Linked DNA regions of Homo sapiens: regions 1 and 3 are each linked to region 2. Evidence: chromatin loops called from intact Hi-C (ENCODE). Cell type or tissue: heart right ventricle. All regions are shown on one strand.

Evidence for each region. Peaks named below come from ENCODE experiments on the same cell type or tissue, not always from the same donor. Only the 100,000 strongest peaks of a DNase experiment are listed, where the experiment ranks them.
Region 1: a loop joins it to region 2, with 3 times the contacts of the local background. A loop is called at or near these places in 1 of 110 quality-filtered maps.
Region 3: it touches region 2 in a loop (6-fold over the local background); 1 of 110 quality-filtered maps calls a loop at or near these places.

Annotation. Positions count from the first base shown.
Region 1 is chr15:35,601,913-35,606,912 of GRCh38, forward strand. All of the region lies in intron 1 of DPH6-DT (DPH6 divergent transcript), which reads left to right. Among named protein-coding and RNA genes, the nearest start is that of DPH6-DT, 58 kb to the left of the region's middle. RefSeq lists an enhancer at 1,549-1,698. In heart right ventricle, no CTCF peak of the experiment used is centred here; no DNase peak of the experiment used is centred here; H3K27ac peaks cover 1,140 bases.
Region 2 is chr15:35,663,088-35,668,087 of GRCh38, forward strand. All of the region lies in intron 1 of DPH6-DT (DPH6 divergent transcript), which reads left to right. Among named protein-coding and RNA genes, the nearest start is that of DPH6-DT, 120 kb to the left of the region's middle. In heart right ventricle, no CTCF peak of the experiment used is centred here; a DNase peak (open chromatin) is centred at 2,944; H3K4me3 peaks cover 1,224 bases; H3K27ac peaks cover 3,154 bases.
Region 3 is chr15:35,983,673-35,988,672 of GRCh38, forward strand. No RefSeq gene overlaps it. Among named protein-coding and RNA genes, the nearest start is that of MIR4510, 59 kb to the left of the region's middle. In heart right ventricle, no CTCF peak of the experiment used is centred here; a DNase peak (open chromatin) is centred at 2,849; H3K27ac peaks cover 1,403 bases.

The DNA.
Region 1 (5,000 bases), 61 kb before region 2:
CTATATAGGAGGCTGTGGTAAGAGGATTGCTTGAGTCCAGGGGTTTGAGGTTACAGTGAGCCGTGATTGCACCTCTGCACTCCAGCACGGGTGACAAAATGAAATCCTGTCTCTAAACTATATGTGTGTGTCGGCCGGATGCAGTGGCTCACACCTGTAATCCCAGCACTTTGGGAGGCCCAGGTGGGTGGATCACCTGAGGTCAAGAGTTTGAGACCAGCCTGACCAACATGATGAAACCACATCTATACTAAAAATACAAAATTAGCTAGGTGTGGTGGTGCATGCCTGTAATCCCAGCTACTCGGGAGGCTGAGGCGGGAGAATCGCTTGAACCTGGGAGGCAGAGGTTGCGGTGAGCCGAGATTGTGCCATTGCACTCCAGCCTAGGCTACAAGAGTGAAACTCCATCTCAAAAAATAAAATAAATAAATAAATAAATAAAATTGTGTGTGTGTGTGTGTGTGTGTGTGTATTTAAAAAAAGTAGAAAGAAGTTCCATGATATAGCATCATCTGCAAGCTGGATAATCAGGGAAGCTGGTGGTATAATTCAATCTAAGTCCAAAGTCATGAGAACCATGGGAGCCAATGGTATAACTCTCAGTCCAAAGTCAAAAGCCTGAACACCTGGTGTTCTGACATCCAGGGGCAATAGAAGAAGGATGTTCCAGTCCCAGAGGAGAAAGTGAATTCACCTGTCCTCTGCTTTTTTGTTCTATCTGGGTCCTCAACAGATTGGATGAAATTGGTGAAGGTAGATCTTCCTTACTTAATCTGCAGATTCAAGTGCTGAACTCTTCTGGAAACACCTCCACAGACATATCCAGAGATTTTACTTTAGCAGCTATGTGAGTATCCCTTAACCAAGTTGACACCTAAAATTAACCATCACATTGGTAATCTCATTCATTGACATAACTTCAATTATGATACACATGATGATGACTTCCAAGTCACAAATGTCTCTATTCAACTCAAATATGTATATCCAATTTCTTATCAAATAATTCTCCCTCCATGTTCCATGATAGTTTTTGATTTAGCACATATAATCTTGATCTCATCGACCATGCACCCACCTACCTCCCTCTCTTTCATATTTCCTATCTCATTGAATGGCATCATCTGGTCTCTTAAGTCAGAAGCTGGGAAACCCCTTTAGGTTCCCTCTTCTTCAACGTATTTTCCACACCTTATTACAAACTATTTGTATTTTTATTTTTATAATATTCCTACAGACAATCCACTTCACTCAGTTTCTCATTTTCTTCGTGCTACCTTATTTCAGACTACTGTCAACAACTCATCATCCATTCAATATACATTTTTAATCTCTGTTGTGTTTCAAGCACTGGAGGTACAACGTGAAAACAATTTGAGAGCCTATTTTGAGGGAACAATTTTAAAGTTACTGGGCCTTTTGGGCATTAAAACATAGTTTAGGTTATGATTTATTTTAAAATCATGAGTATTTGGAGATTTTTTTTGCTGTGCTTAGTGGGTACTGTGTGTATTTTAGAGACTGACATTGAAAACCTTTTGGTTTGGGGAGTTTTAAAGTAAATGACTCATGTTGAGGAAAGAGGTTATTACCTAAATCTGGACTGCGGCCTAAGGAAATTCCCTTAACCTCTATTCTGGTTTCCTATTTCAAAATGGTTGTGTAGGAGGCTAATGGAAGTTAGTTGGTTGCTATGATCCAAAAACTCTATGGGTGAAAATTTAAAGTACAGATTTCTTATTTAATCGTTAAACAGCTTTAGTTGTGAGTTCTATGTCCTGGTATAATGGATCCTGATTATTAATGCATTAAATATGCATTCAGTGAATTCAAATGTTGCTAATTATTCTTTTACCAATCAAAGAAAACTCAAAGCATGGGATTAAGAGGGGTTGGCCAAAAGTATTTGGACCAGGTTGCATACCAGGACCATGAAGAAATTGAGAACAGAGCCTACATCTTTTATACTATGGTTCAAAGCAAGGGCTGTTGGAATGTGCTGCTTCTCCAAAGTAGGACTTATGAAAAAATGAGGGTCCCAGCATAGGGGAAGCATCAATGTCCTGAAGAAAAAGGAGAAGCTTCTGACTGGGTTCCAGGGAGACAAGCAGAAAAGAAGCAGAACTATCTGGAATGGATGATTACACCATCTGCTTTTGCAGTCTTACCTTGGGCAGTGTCCAGTACTTGATGTTTTAGGAGGAAAAAAAAATCTATCACTTTTTATATTTTTCACTTGGTAAATCATTAAAATCTGGAAACTATCCTCTGTAATACATTTTTTTGGCTAGGTTTTTCCCTTTGAGTCTTGATTGAGTTTTTACACTGATACAGAGCTTAAAAATATTAATGAAAATATTTCTTCTGTCAAAAGGCTGGAATGCATGAGTATTGTCAGTTTGCAGGTAATACGGCTATTTTGCAAAAATTCAGTATGATGGAGGGTGCCTAGACAGTCTAGGAAATTTTGCAGAAAGGGTACAAATACTTCACATGTCCTAATCGTCTTGAGATTTACCACTCGGATTTATATTTTTAGTAGTGGCTTGATTTTTGTTAGCTATTTCAGTTTTATTCTGGGTCAAAAAATGAACAGAAGAAATTTAGAGGAGGAACAATAAATATATGGAACAACTTTCTTTATAATCCTTAACTCTCAGGGTGAGTACATGGAGATTGCCATCATTAAAACTAAAATATTACAGATTCAGAAAGTTACTGTTGGTTATAGCATTTGTTCAGGGTCCCCAAGGGTATGTTTTACTTCTGAGTTGATGGTCTAGGATGTGATGTTTTTGAACAATGTTCCCTAATCAGAAATGAAAGGATAGAATTCATTGACAATAACTGCGAGGACATTTCCAGTTATCCTCTTCCCTGACTTTGGGGCCATTTTATAGAATCATAGCAGTTTGGGAGTCAAAGGGACTATCATAATAAAATCAAACTTTTTCAGTTTTGAGTCCAATCTTTGGCCTCAGAATCTTCAATTTCGTAACTTTTTCATGATCATTAAGTTGTCAGTGGTGCAACTGTGACTAGAACTGGATCCCCACTCCTTGTCCAGAGTTCTTTCCTCTTACCTGATTGCCAGTATTCTCCTTTCTTTGTTGATAATTTTCTTCAAAATCTTCTTTGAAGCAAATGAACAAAAACAGTTTCAAATGGCTGCTTGCCAACTATTTCCTCACGTGAACTCCATTTTTATTCTTTCACTAAGTTCTTTTGATAAAGAGAATCATAGACTATTAGACATGGAAAGGATATTCATGGATTCTAATCTCCTTATTTAACAAATACGAAAACCAAGACCTAGGCAGTCAACTTGCCTGAGGCCACAGATAATGGTAACATTAGAATATGAACTAAGGATTCCTGTGAATTTAGTGATTTTTTTTTTTTTTTTGCAGAGAACTTCACTACCTTGAAAGAACCATCTCTTTTTCTAAGTCATGTACATACCAGTTAAACACATTATGACTATTAATTAAACAAAAACCTCAGGACTTCAGATTCTATGAGACACAGAATATCATGTCTCTTAGAGAATGTGTGAGAAAAGAAAAGAGCAAAAATTTAAAGAAACAAAGTGATAAATAAAATCAATATTTAAAGGGGAGCTTAAATGAAATCCCAGAGATGAATGATTCGTGCTTTTAACAATTTATGGGCTAATTAATTAGCAGCTTTCCTGATGTTAAACTTTGGTGTCCGATATTTTTTCCTCTGGAAAATACAAGGATACCAGCTTGTTCTAAGGCTCCAAGCCATTCCCCGTGGACTGTTCTTGGCCTCTGCCTTCACAGACCATAACTTGAAAAAGAAAATTGACAGACAGAAAGAAAAACCCTTAACAGCTGGAGCTTTAATTTACCTACATGAGTAAAAATATTTCAGTGTCTGAGATTTCTCCTGGGTTGCCCTATATGGAAGTAGAACAAGAAGCCAGAGGAAAAATCACACAAAAAGCTTTTACAAGAAACATTATAAAAAGAGCAAATCCTGAGAATTGTGTTTAATAACAGCAATGATGAATTTCCTGGCAGTCAGTACCAAGCAGTTAAAGACCAACCATCATGTGAGAGAGGCTGGATTAGTTAGAATGGTCTACAGCAGCCTAATAAAGAGCGCCAGAAGATTTATTCTCTCATACATATAATTTTGAGATATGAATGATTCTATATTTAAGAAATGATTCACATTAATTTATACTAAGAGATTCTAGTTTGACTTAAAGCAGGGCCTGAAAAATTGAAGAATAATGCTTTGAACCACCAAGTTAGTGCCCCACAGAATATTTTAAAATTATTTAACACACATCATCTCAGTGTCAACAACTCATCACAGATAAACTATCTAATTAACAGAACCCTTCATAGTATTTGATAACTGAGTCTTGGCTCGGTTTTTATACCAGAAGGGCAATCCTTGATAAGCAGAAATTATAAAAGCAGATTTTTAAAGGCATTAATTCAAAAATAGAATCAAACTGATTTCAAATTAACCCCCTGTTGGTATTTAAACTTATTTAAAACCACTTGGCTTAAAGATAACACTTGGAGAGGCTGCTTTCGACCAGAGTCAGGCTTTGTCTAGACTGTCAGCCTCTGTATTTTTATTTCCTTTGTTGTGTACCAGCCTCCTCATACCCAGGGTAATTGATATGGGTCTTGTGCTAGGGACAGATGAGTGTATCCTGTCATTGAAGCCCTTCACAAGATGCCTTAATTATTGGAGCTAATTTGAAGATTTGTGCTCTGTGGTCTACTTAGGAAGCTCAATTGTTTTCTTTTCCCAATTCCGTGTTGGCAACACTTTCAATAACGAATCCAATAAAGAATTAGTATTTGGCTCCCTGTGGTCATGGAAAAAGGACAGCAAGAATAAGCAACAATAATAATTCCTTTTTGTATAGATTTTTTTTAATGTGACCAAGTTATTGCTTCAGTTTTGGGACAAAGACTCATGAAAAAGTAGAAGTGGAATCTTAATAATTT
Region 2 (5,000 bases):
TTTCAATTTCATAGATCTTACAAGGTTTGAAAAAAATTGTTTCACAGGTGGTGAGAAATAAGTTAGTGCCTTGGTGAAGGATATGCCTGTCATGAATGCACGGCCCTCAGAGGACTAAGCAATATTCAATCCTTGTCCTTAAGTAAGTCTTATAAAAGTCAAAAGGCAATAAGGTAAAAATCCAGAAGCAAAGTCTTGGTCATCCATGCCATTCATATTTCCCAGTATTTCTATGAAGTAGTTTAGTGGCATCTATTAGGCTGACAAAGAATAGGTTTGATTTTACCAGGCAGAAAAATGTTCTAAGGATATCAGCAATGAAACATGTATTGCAGAATTAAATAGCTTCAAATGAGCAGTTGGAGGGCAATGTAGAACACCTGGTAGACAGGTAAATCAGTGTGTAAAGATGTGGAAGGAATCTTAAACATCTGCTTTACCAAGCAAATCCAAAACCTGGACTGGAAGAACTTAAGGATGAAACTCTGAGGTAGTTCATGGGCTGTGCAGATAAGTATATTTGATTTCTTAATAAAATACAACATTTATAGAACTAAGCATTGGTTGCAGTTTATTGGCACTGCATATTATTTAGCATTTATAAATGAGAACCTGTCAGCTCCAAATTGCCCACATGCATAAAAGGAAGCCAAAGCATTGACAATTTCAGACAACTGATATTTAGAATATCATACTTAATTTCAACAAGTACTTATTGCATGCTTACTTTGTTGAAGGCACTATGCTGCTCTATCAGGTTCTTTCTTCAGGCAGTAGGATAAGACAATGTCAATCAGCTAGCATTACATGTACAAGGTATATGTAATAAGTGCCTAAAAGAGGTGCAGAGGAGGGAGGGAGTATATCCAGGAGGGCAGATTATGAAAGACGTTGTGGAGGAGATAGCAGTGGCATTTTGACAGAAAGTTATGGGTCCAAGGAGAATGTTTCTGGATGAGAAAATAAGAGTAAAACCAAGACTGGTAAGATAGGAAGCGAGAGGCATGTTTGGGACATCAAAATAGGTCATTTTTGCTTGGTTGCTACAAGAGCAGTTGTAGGGAGATAGGAATTTAGTCTGAAAAGGAAGTTGGGTAATATTGTAAAGTGCTTTCAATTTTAGGGCAAGAGATCTACTTCATGCTGTATAACAAGGCTCCTCAACCTTGGCACTGTGGATATTTCAAATCAGATAATTCCTTGTTGTGAGGGGCTGTCTGGTGCATCATCCCTGGCTTAGTGGCATTTCTGCCTTCCTTATCCCCTCCTCTTCTGACAATGAAAAATGTCTCCTGATTACCATATTCCCTGGGGGGCAAAATAACCCCCAGTTGAAATCTACCGGTGTAAATAATGGGAATCAGGGAAGTTTGGGAGCTATAATCAGATATGCCTCTCCTTACTTTCCACATCTAATCCATCACCAAGTAATCAAAACTGTTTCTAAATATCTCTTGTATTCTTTTCTTGCATCACTGTTGCCACTGACTTAGGAAACACCTTCCATCATTTCCACAGAGATTCCTGCAATCGCCTATGAGCAGCTCCCTGTTCTAGACCTTTTCACCTACAAACTATTTTTTCATACCCTTTTTCAAAATACAAATCTGATCATGTCATCACTTTACATAAAATGCTTCAGACTCTCCATTGCTTTCATGGTAGAATTCAAATCTTTAACATGGTCCTTCCTATCTGCACAACCTCATAATTCCTTCCATAGGATCACGTGTCTCAGCCATATACTGGACTACTGAACTTTCTTTAAAGTGTCACACTTTTTTATATTGCCACGTGTTTTCACATGGTGTTCCTTCTGTCTAGAACTCTACTGTCCCTGCTTGATGGGTAATGCTTATTCAACTTAAAACTCATTTCAGTAGGAATCTCATCTAAGCACAAGAAAACCCCTCCTGCCCTACATACACCCTACATACTTCTGGAGCCACTCCACTTTGTGTTATTGTGTCCTAGTGCCAATCAACTTCTATTACTATCTGTACAATTTTGTCTCTTCCACTGGAATGTACTTATCTTGAAGGCAAAAACTAGTTGTGCCTTTTTTGTATATCCACAGTATATGTTGTATATCCACAGGATCTGTATATCCGCAGTAGTCATTGTCACCTTAAAGCTGTGGTCTGTATATTTCCCAAAAGGAAAGTGATGCAGTTTTGACTGATGGTCCTTAGCAACCAATATACTCTCCAAGGTGTTGGTCTTTTGTAGAGGACTTATACATAAGGGCTTGCGGGCCTCTGGAATAATCTCTGCTTTTTCCTACTTCCTCGAACAACAAGAATCAACCAAACCCCAGCAGCTGCTAAAATACATAGCTCATTGGTATTTCTGTTTTGTGGAGGGACTATATTCCAACTTACAAATAAAAATATCCTCTGCTAGCTATATGATTATTTCGGTCTTCATTTAGATGACAGTCATTAACCTGAAGCCCTTGGAACTCTAAGTGTGCCGGGTAAGGTTTGTGATCCCACACAATTGTTTTCTAAGAAAGAATATATAATACTTTTAAAATGTATAATAGATTTTTTAAAGAAGTCAGCTTTCTAGAAAGGTTAGGAGTAATTTTCTTAAAGTCCCTTTACAGAGAACACTAAATCTCAAGTAAAATTTGAAACCTTTGCCTTGTATAGAATCCATTTGTTAAATATCCAAAGATTATTTGACCACAAACACAAAACAAAGATCCAAGTGTGGTAAAAAATAAAAATTCAAAATTAAAGTACTAGCTTAAAAATAAGCACAAAAGGCCCTAGGTTCTTTTCTCTCTTAATAAAAGAAAAGGAACAATAAGACAAGTTGGACTCTGAATTTTCTGGAAACAATTTCAGCATCTGTAAAAGGTCTAAACAGTTTTCGAATGCTGGCTACTCCCAGGTCTGACATGTGCCACCTTAATCAACACTTTGGCGCGGGCGTAATGGAAAACATGTTTTCTCTGCCATAACTCTAGCGCAAGTTTATGACATCAGCCAAATGGGACAGACAGTCTGAATCCTGCGATAGGCCTTCTGACAGCTAAATAGAGGACACCCTGCTCATGAAAGATAGCCTTTATAGATACAACAGCTTCCAAGTGGAAAACTCTCTCTTGGAATAGAGAAATTTGGCACAACTTTTCCCAGAAACTATGCCAAAGATCTTTAATACTAGAGGCAGTTCTCATAATCATAAACTCTATTGGTTAGTCTACTGACACAAGTGCTTAGTGCTTTTTCATCTAATCAGACTTGAGTGTGGAAACAGCCCAAGGTTTCCTCGGGTGTTTATATTATTTCAATGGCACTTCCTTTGATTTACCTAAGGGATGTTTTGTTTTAATTAGAGTTTATGACCAAAGATCAGCCGAAAAAGTATTGACGTGGATGTACATTGTTTATGGGTTTTGAATACAATTATATCAACCATAAAAATAGACCAAACAATTTTGCTTGTCTGCCAAAAATAAATTCTTGATCACAGGATTTCAGGTCTTCATTTTGTTTTCATTTACGTTAATAAAAAGTACTTGCTGATCATTAACTGGAGAAAACTGTAAAGTCAGTAAATCTGGAAACTAACATTTATTAAGTTTCAATGGGAAATGTAATGAGGAGATCTGATGTTGGTTAAATTATGGACTCTTTCCAATTAGTTGGCTGTCCCTCCAAAGCAAATGTACTAAAAATAAAATGACTTCCTTTTTGATGTCAATTATAAAGTGTGTATTTTTTTTTGTCTCTTTTTGTCTTTTAGGTTTTGATAAGATTTGGCAAGATAGTACCTATGAACCTATCTGACACCTGCCTCAGAAATCATGCCAAATGTCATAAGGTCGCCATCTATTTCCTTCACACTCTCTTAGCTTTTATGTACCAAGTTCTAAAATTAGAAGCAAGAGAAATGATGTACTGAAGAATGCATCTTTATTGAGGACTTTTATTAAAACCAAACAAGTTCTCATAGGCAAAATATTAGATTAAAATGGCTTCCAAAGCATACCCACCAACTTCTTGACAGGTCATAATAGCATCTGAGTACAGAACCTTGATTCTTAGAACAAGATTTACAACTACTGATGCTTTCCTCTGTGTTTGCAAAGATATTGAGAAACACAACAGCTAGGGCCCCTGCTTCAAGATCACCAAATATTTGTGGTCTCAGGTCTGCAGCTGCTCTGTGCCCTCCTCACATTCAGCAACTAGAGCAGTATGAGCCTTGGATTGTGGTCCTCAAAGACCCTTCTTGGTCACATATGTGTTTCTAAGAAGACATCAGCATGGTGACAAGATTGATGTTTTATTTTACCTTGCTTAAGGCATTTGTACCACAAAAATGAGTTTTTAAGTGGGACTTTGGAAACAAAGGTGTTATTTCAGAATATACAAATCACATAATGAAGATTTAATTTAATAAACCCCCCAAATTTTCATTTTAACCAAGAGTAGGGCATTAAAATAGTAGGAGATCTAGATTCCATTTTTGGTTTCACTTTCTATTATTGCATGTTCTGAGCCAAGTCATTTGACAGCTATGAAACAGGGATACTAATACTTCTTTTTTAAAAACTTTGTGTGTATATATATATATAAAATTTATGGATACATAGTAGGTATATATAATATTTATGGGGTACATGAGGTATTTTGATACAGGCATGCAATGCATAATAACCACATTAGGGTAAATGGGATATCCATCACCTCAAGCATTTATCCTTTGTCTTACAAACAACCCAGTTATAATCTTTTAATTATTTTAAAATGTGCAATTAAATTATGTTGACTATAGTCACCCTGTTATGCTATCAAATACTAAGGTCTTATTTATTCTTTCTAACTAATATTTTATACCCACTAACCATCCCCTAGGGATATTAATACTTCTCTGTAGGAGAAATTGAGGGCTTCTTTTCCAGAGGAATGCTGCTATCAATTGTTTGGGTTCATGCTGTTGTCACAGTGCCAAGGGCTGTGACAGGTTAAAGGCTGGCTCACATA
Region 3 (5,000 bases), 320 kb after region 2:
AGTATCTATTCAAGTTGTTAGATGTAGAGCACTAAAAATAATTTTTGATGATATATTAGGATGTGATATTTTGGCATATAGCTCACAGGACTACCAAGAATTGAGATGGCATGCTGTTAGGAAACCTTAATTTCCATCTCTCTATTTGTGTGAACAAATTTTTTCAGTTCTAATAACAATAAATGAGAAAATAAATATAATTGATATGGAACTGTTTCATTCTGGCAATAAAGTTCATCTGTAAACACACAAATTAATTAAAAATGAAGCCAGACACATCCATGTCATTAAGAAATACATGTCCAATGAAATAATGAAATTTATTGTACATAATTTTTGTTATTGAGGTTAATAACTTATTTCTGCTGTTTTCATAATTTGTTTACCAATAAAATTAATAATGGTAACCAAATCCAAAATATTTTTACTGTAGAGCCTAATACCAAATAAAAATAAATAAGATTTTAATTTACACACATTTTTACTACAGAGAAGTAACATGGTAATCAATAAAAGACCTTTAAGGATACTAACATATGTATTAAAACAAAATTTAGTAGAAAAATTGGAATAAACATACAATTTGAGGATAAAAGGGAAAGCTGTAACAGTCTCAATTGTTGAAGATAATCTCTTTTATGTGTTTTTCAAGTAGATTGTGCTAAATTGAAATCCCAATAATATTTAGAAAATCTGTTTTTCAAATGTCAATAGTCACAGCAAGTCTGAAATTATATAATTTAACTCACTAAGGAACATTTTATCTAACTTAAAAGTAGATTTTCATAATTATTTTAGGGATTAGGAGAACAAAAAGGTTGAACATTTAAATACTGTAATGGGGAATAAACAGTTGTGAAGCTTTGAATCATCTTCGTCTGTCCAATAAGTGAGGTTTTCTAGCTTTGGTCAGCTCTGCACCTAACTGTGCTTGTAAAAGCATCTGCCACGCACCTCCTGCTATGAGAATGTGCAAAAAAAATACACCTGGATAGCTATATACTAGCACATTCTAAAAGGCACTGAAGTTGGACTAAAACCAAAATGCTTCCTGATGCAATTATTTTACATTAAGATACAAATATTCCTAACACAGAAGCTCAGTTCCCAAATGCTCATTGTTTAGAAAACAAAATACACATTGAGCTCTAATAAAAATGCTTCCCTCCCTCGTTCTTTTATCATTCTTTTCCAGCAGAATCCAATGAACATGATTAATATACAATTTAGTGGGGATTTGGCCACAGTCCAAATATACACTAACCAGGGGGAACCAGGGACATGATACTGTGCTGACTCCACAGAAATCCCCTTTGCTCCTATTAAGAAGAGTTGAATAAGGAGTTAAGGATGAGCAGCTACATTTTTTCCAGATGTATTAGGAAATAGCATGTTCGTGAATACAAATACACCTGGAAGTGGTCACCTATGAAGGTCTTAAAGACTACATTCATGTGCAGCCTTGACTAAAGGCAGACTAATGAACCAGATGACTATGATTGTTGGCATTCTTCAAAAGCCATCATAGCCAGCAGTTTGAGGCTTACAATGTGCTGTCTAAGTGCTTTCCAAACACAGTTCTGAATGCATTCCCCACATTAACTAAGGTAAGCCTCACAACAAACCCATCCATTAGACTAACATCACCCCCATTTTGCAGATGGAGAATCCAAGGCACAGAGGAGTTAAGTACTCTTCCAAAAGTCACTCAGCCATGAAGTGGCAGAGCTGGGGGTTGAATTCAGTCAGTTTGGTTCTAGGGCCTTGAACTTAACCCCCGCATTACACATTACTCTGTGGAAACTTTGCTGCTGTAGACAAAGAAATTTATACTTCTTGAAGGTGGGTTTTTAAAAATATGGCAAGGGCAGATGGAGGAGGGGGTTTGGGATAGTTTGGCCTTCTGCCTAGAATTAAACATTCGCTAATTTTCTTTTGCTCTCTCCTGTTTCTAAGTAAATTGCTCTACACACTTATTTTATTATCATTATTTCTATCTGACATGCTATGCAAGAACATCATGATTTAAAATATCTTAATAACAACCCAAAGAAAGGGACTTAAAAGTAATGTTCAGAGAGAAAACAGATGGCCACCAAGTGCAAATTCTGAATTCTTATATTTTTATAAGAGGAGTAGATGTGGTTGGTAAAAGGTTATGCTAATAAGCAAAATGTTCTTGTATTGTTATGAGCTTATTATTTAAAAATCATTCTGAGATTTTTAAAGTGTTAAAATAGTAACCAAAGTAGATATTGGCAAACTAAACTCCAATTCTTCCTGAAGAAAATAATCTGATTTAAGCAGATTCTTGAGAATCAGTTTAAAACCCAAAGATTAAATGTCAGGATCTACAGGATGGAACAAGTTCTATTCATTTAAGGTAGATGCTATTAGCTTATATGTGAAGATATCAACACACTGTGTAAACCTGGACCCCACAGTGGAGCTATTTTTAAATCCCTAACTTCCTGGGGAAAAGCTCAGTAAATAGGGCCAGGAAACTTGAATCCAGGATCCAAACACTAAAGGCCTTTCTTGGACACCTTTGAACTCTGTCTTGCAATATTCCCAAGTCTGTAATTGCTGGCTGGACTCTCAACTTCATAGAAGGTCATGTCCTAGTTCCAGCGCCCCACTGTCCTTTTCTTCACCCTTTTCTGAATGACAACTGTTTCCTTCCGTTTTGGCTGTGGAAATAGTGGTTTGGGATTTTAAAAAAAGATAAGCAATCTCTAAAATCCCCTACATAATTCTACCATCAGGATTTATTCCTATTCCTGGTCTGGCCTTGTTGGCGTTATCCTCCTAATCCAGCTGTGGTGATGTATTGTACTGGCTGCCTGCCACACGCAAAAGCCTACCTCGGGACATCCTGCTAGAGGCAAAAGGCCAATCTGGCCTGTTTCTCAGTAGTTGGATTGACAAGCTGATACCCCGAGGACAATGATAATAGTCTATGTGTTTATATTTAGAAACACACATACTCTACACATGTGCTTATGTTGTGTGCATGTATATACATATACACACGTCTGTGCCATATATGCTGTCAGCTCCATCTGTGTGTGTGTATACATACATATACATGTGCTCAGATTCCAGATGTGCTATAAACTTCCTTTTTTAGTCTAATGTGAAATTCATCTGCCTGCAGCCTGCTTTCTGTCCCTCTCAGTCTAAAAAGATGTTGTTCAATCTTCAGTGTACTCTCAGCACTACTCTGCCCTTCTTTATTGCATTGACATGTTTTCACTTTGAGAATCCTTAAAGTACTAACACACCTTCTAATATGCAAGTGGCAAGCATAGTAATGTTAAACATTATGCTTTGTGTTTCTTGGTTACCTATTCACACATCATTTTACTTTTATAAGCAAGTAGAGGAAATACCATTCCAAATAGATATCAACATAAACCTTAAACTTCCAGACCTTGAGGTTTAGCATGGATTTGCCTCTACTCTATAAATCACTGTCCTAGATTCTACTAAATCTAGCTAAGCAAGCTATATCAATATTTTGTCTGACAACACAGACACAGTTTGGAAACAAGTGAAGGAAAAAAAAGGTTACAAGTCCTGGAGATTCTTGGACGTTTCTCTAAATCTCCTATGCAATTAGAGAAAGCAAATTTGGATGGATTTTAACAGATTAAAAAGAGAATTGTAATGAAGCCAGGATTTCCTCTTGAAGAATTTTTATTCAAAAAGTGTCTGGGATAACTGTGCACTAAGACAGCAATGCGTGCTTTAAATAAAAAAAAAAAAATAGTTAAAGCAAAGGTTAGGGCCGGAAAATGGACTAACATCTAAAATAGATCTTTTTTGATAAAGAGGAGATTATTTAAAGGCATAAATAAGTACTGTAAATATTTTAAATATCAAAATAAGTCAATTAAATAACTTTAAACATATTATCTGTTCCAAGAAATCTGTGCAGTCCAACATGTAGGCTTTCCTCTTTATTGTCTTATTTTAGTGCTTTAAATTTCCCAACTGTTTCTATTTGAGACTGTAATCTGATAATGAGTCCTTTTGTTCTGGATCTTTTCATGTAGAAAACATGTACAACAGAATTTTGGCTCCACTAAGCCACCATGTTTGAATCTCATCCATGTGCCATTTTTCATTTCAGTGACAAAATGATACATACAGGTTATTATGAATGGAATTTCATTCAAATAGCATTTAAGGTCATTGTGCACAAAATAGGCCTTAGTTTGAGATGGAGTCAGAATAAGAAATTCTATTTTAGCAAGAAAAACTGAAAGCAATTTGAGGACAATTAAAAATGGACGTACAAATAAGCCCCTATATTTGAGTACAATAGAAGCATAAAATACAAGAATGATCAAAAGAGTGAGTTGGGGGAACTTGGAGAATGTGAGATTTTTTATTTAGGCATTATATCCTAGTGATCTCCATTCTCTGCTATGGTAATTGTCTGTAAAATAGGAAGGCCTCTCATTTAATTTTATACAGTGAACTAAAATTCACACTTCCAGTGCCAATTCAGATGTTATCTTCTCTGAAATGCCTTTCTGACCCTCCAGTGGAGAAAATCTTTCCCTCCTTGGTGCTATTTCTGTGCTTGATGCATGCATCCATGTTTGCACTAATGGTTAGTCGTCATTTTGCTGCTGTTGTTTTACTCTTCTTAACTGTGAACACTTTGAGGTTAGAAACTATCTGAGTACAGAACCCTGTACTGTGTCTTACTCAAAATAAATGTTTTATGACTTGGTGAGTGATGAATGGCTGGTTGATAGGTAACAATATTAAACAGAATGCTTGACACTAAATGTGAGAATACTGTGTTAAGACATTTCTTATCAGCTCTTCCACTATGGCTTCACTTAATTCCCCTTTCCCGTCAAGTGGCATTAGGAATAATTCTGAATAACACTTCTTTAAAAAGTTTCTTTTTCCCTCCAAGTGGAATTAAGAATAAGGAAGGATTCTGAGTGACATTTTTAATGTTTTTTTAAAAATACGTCACA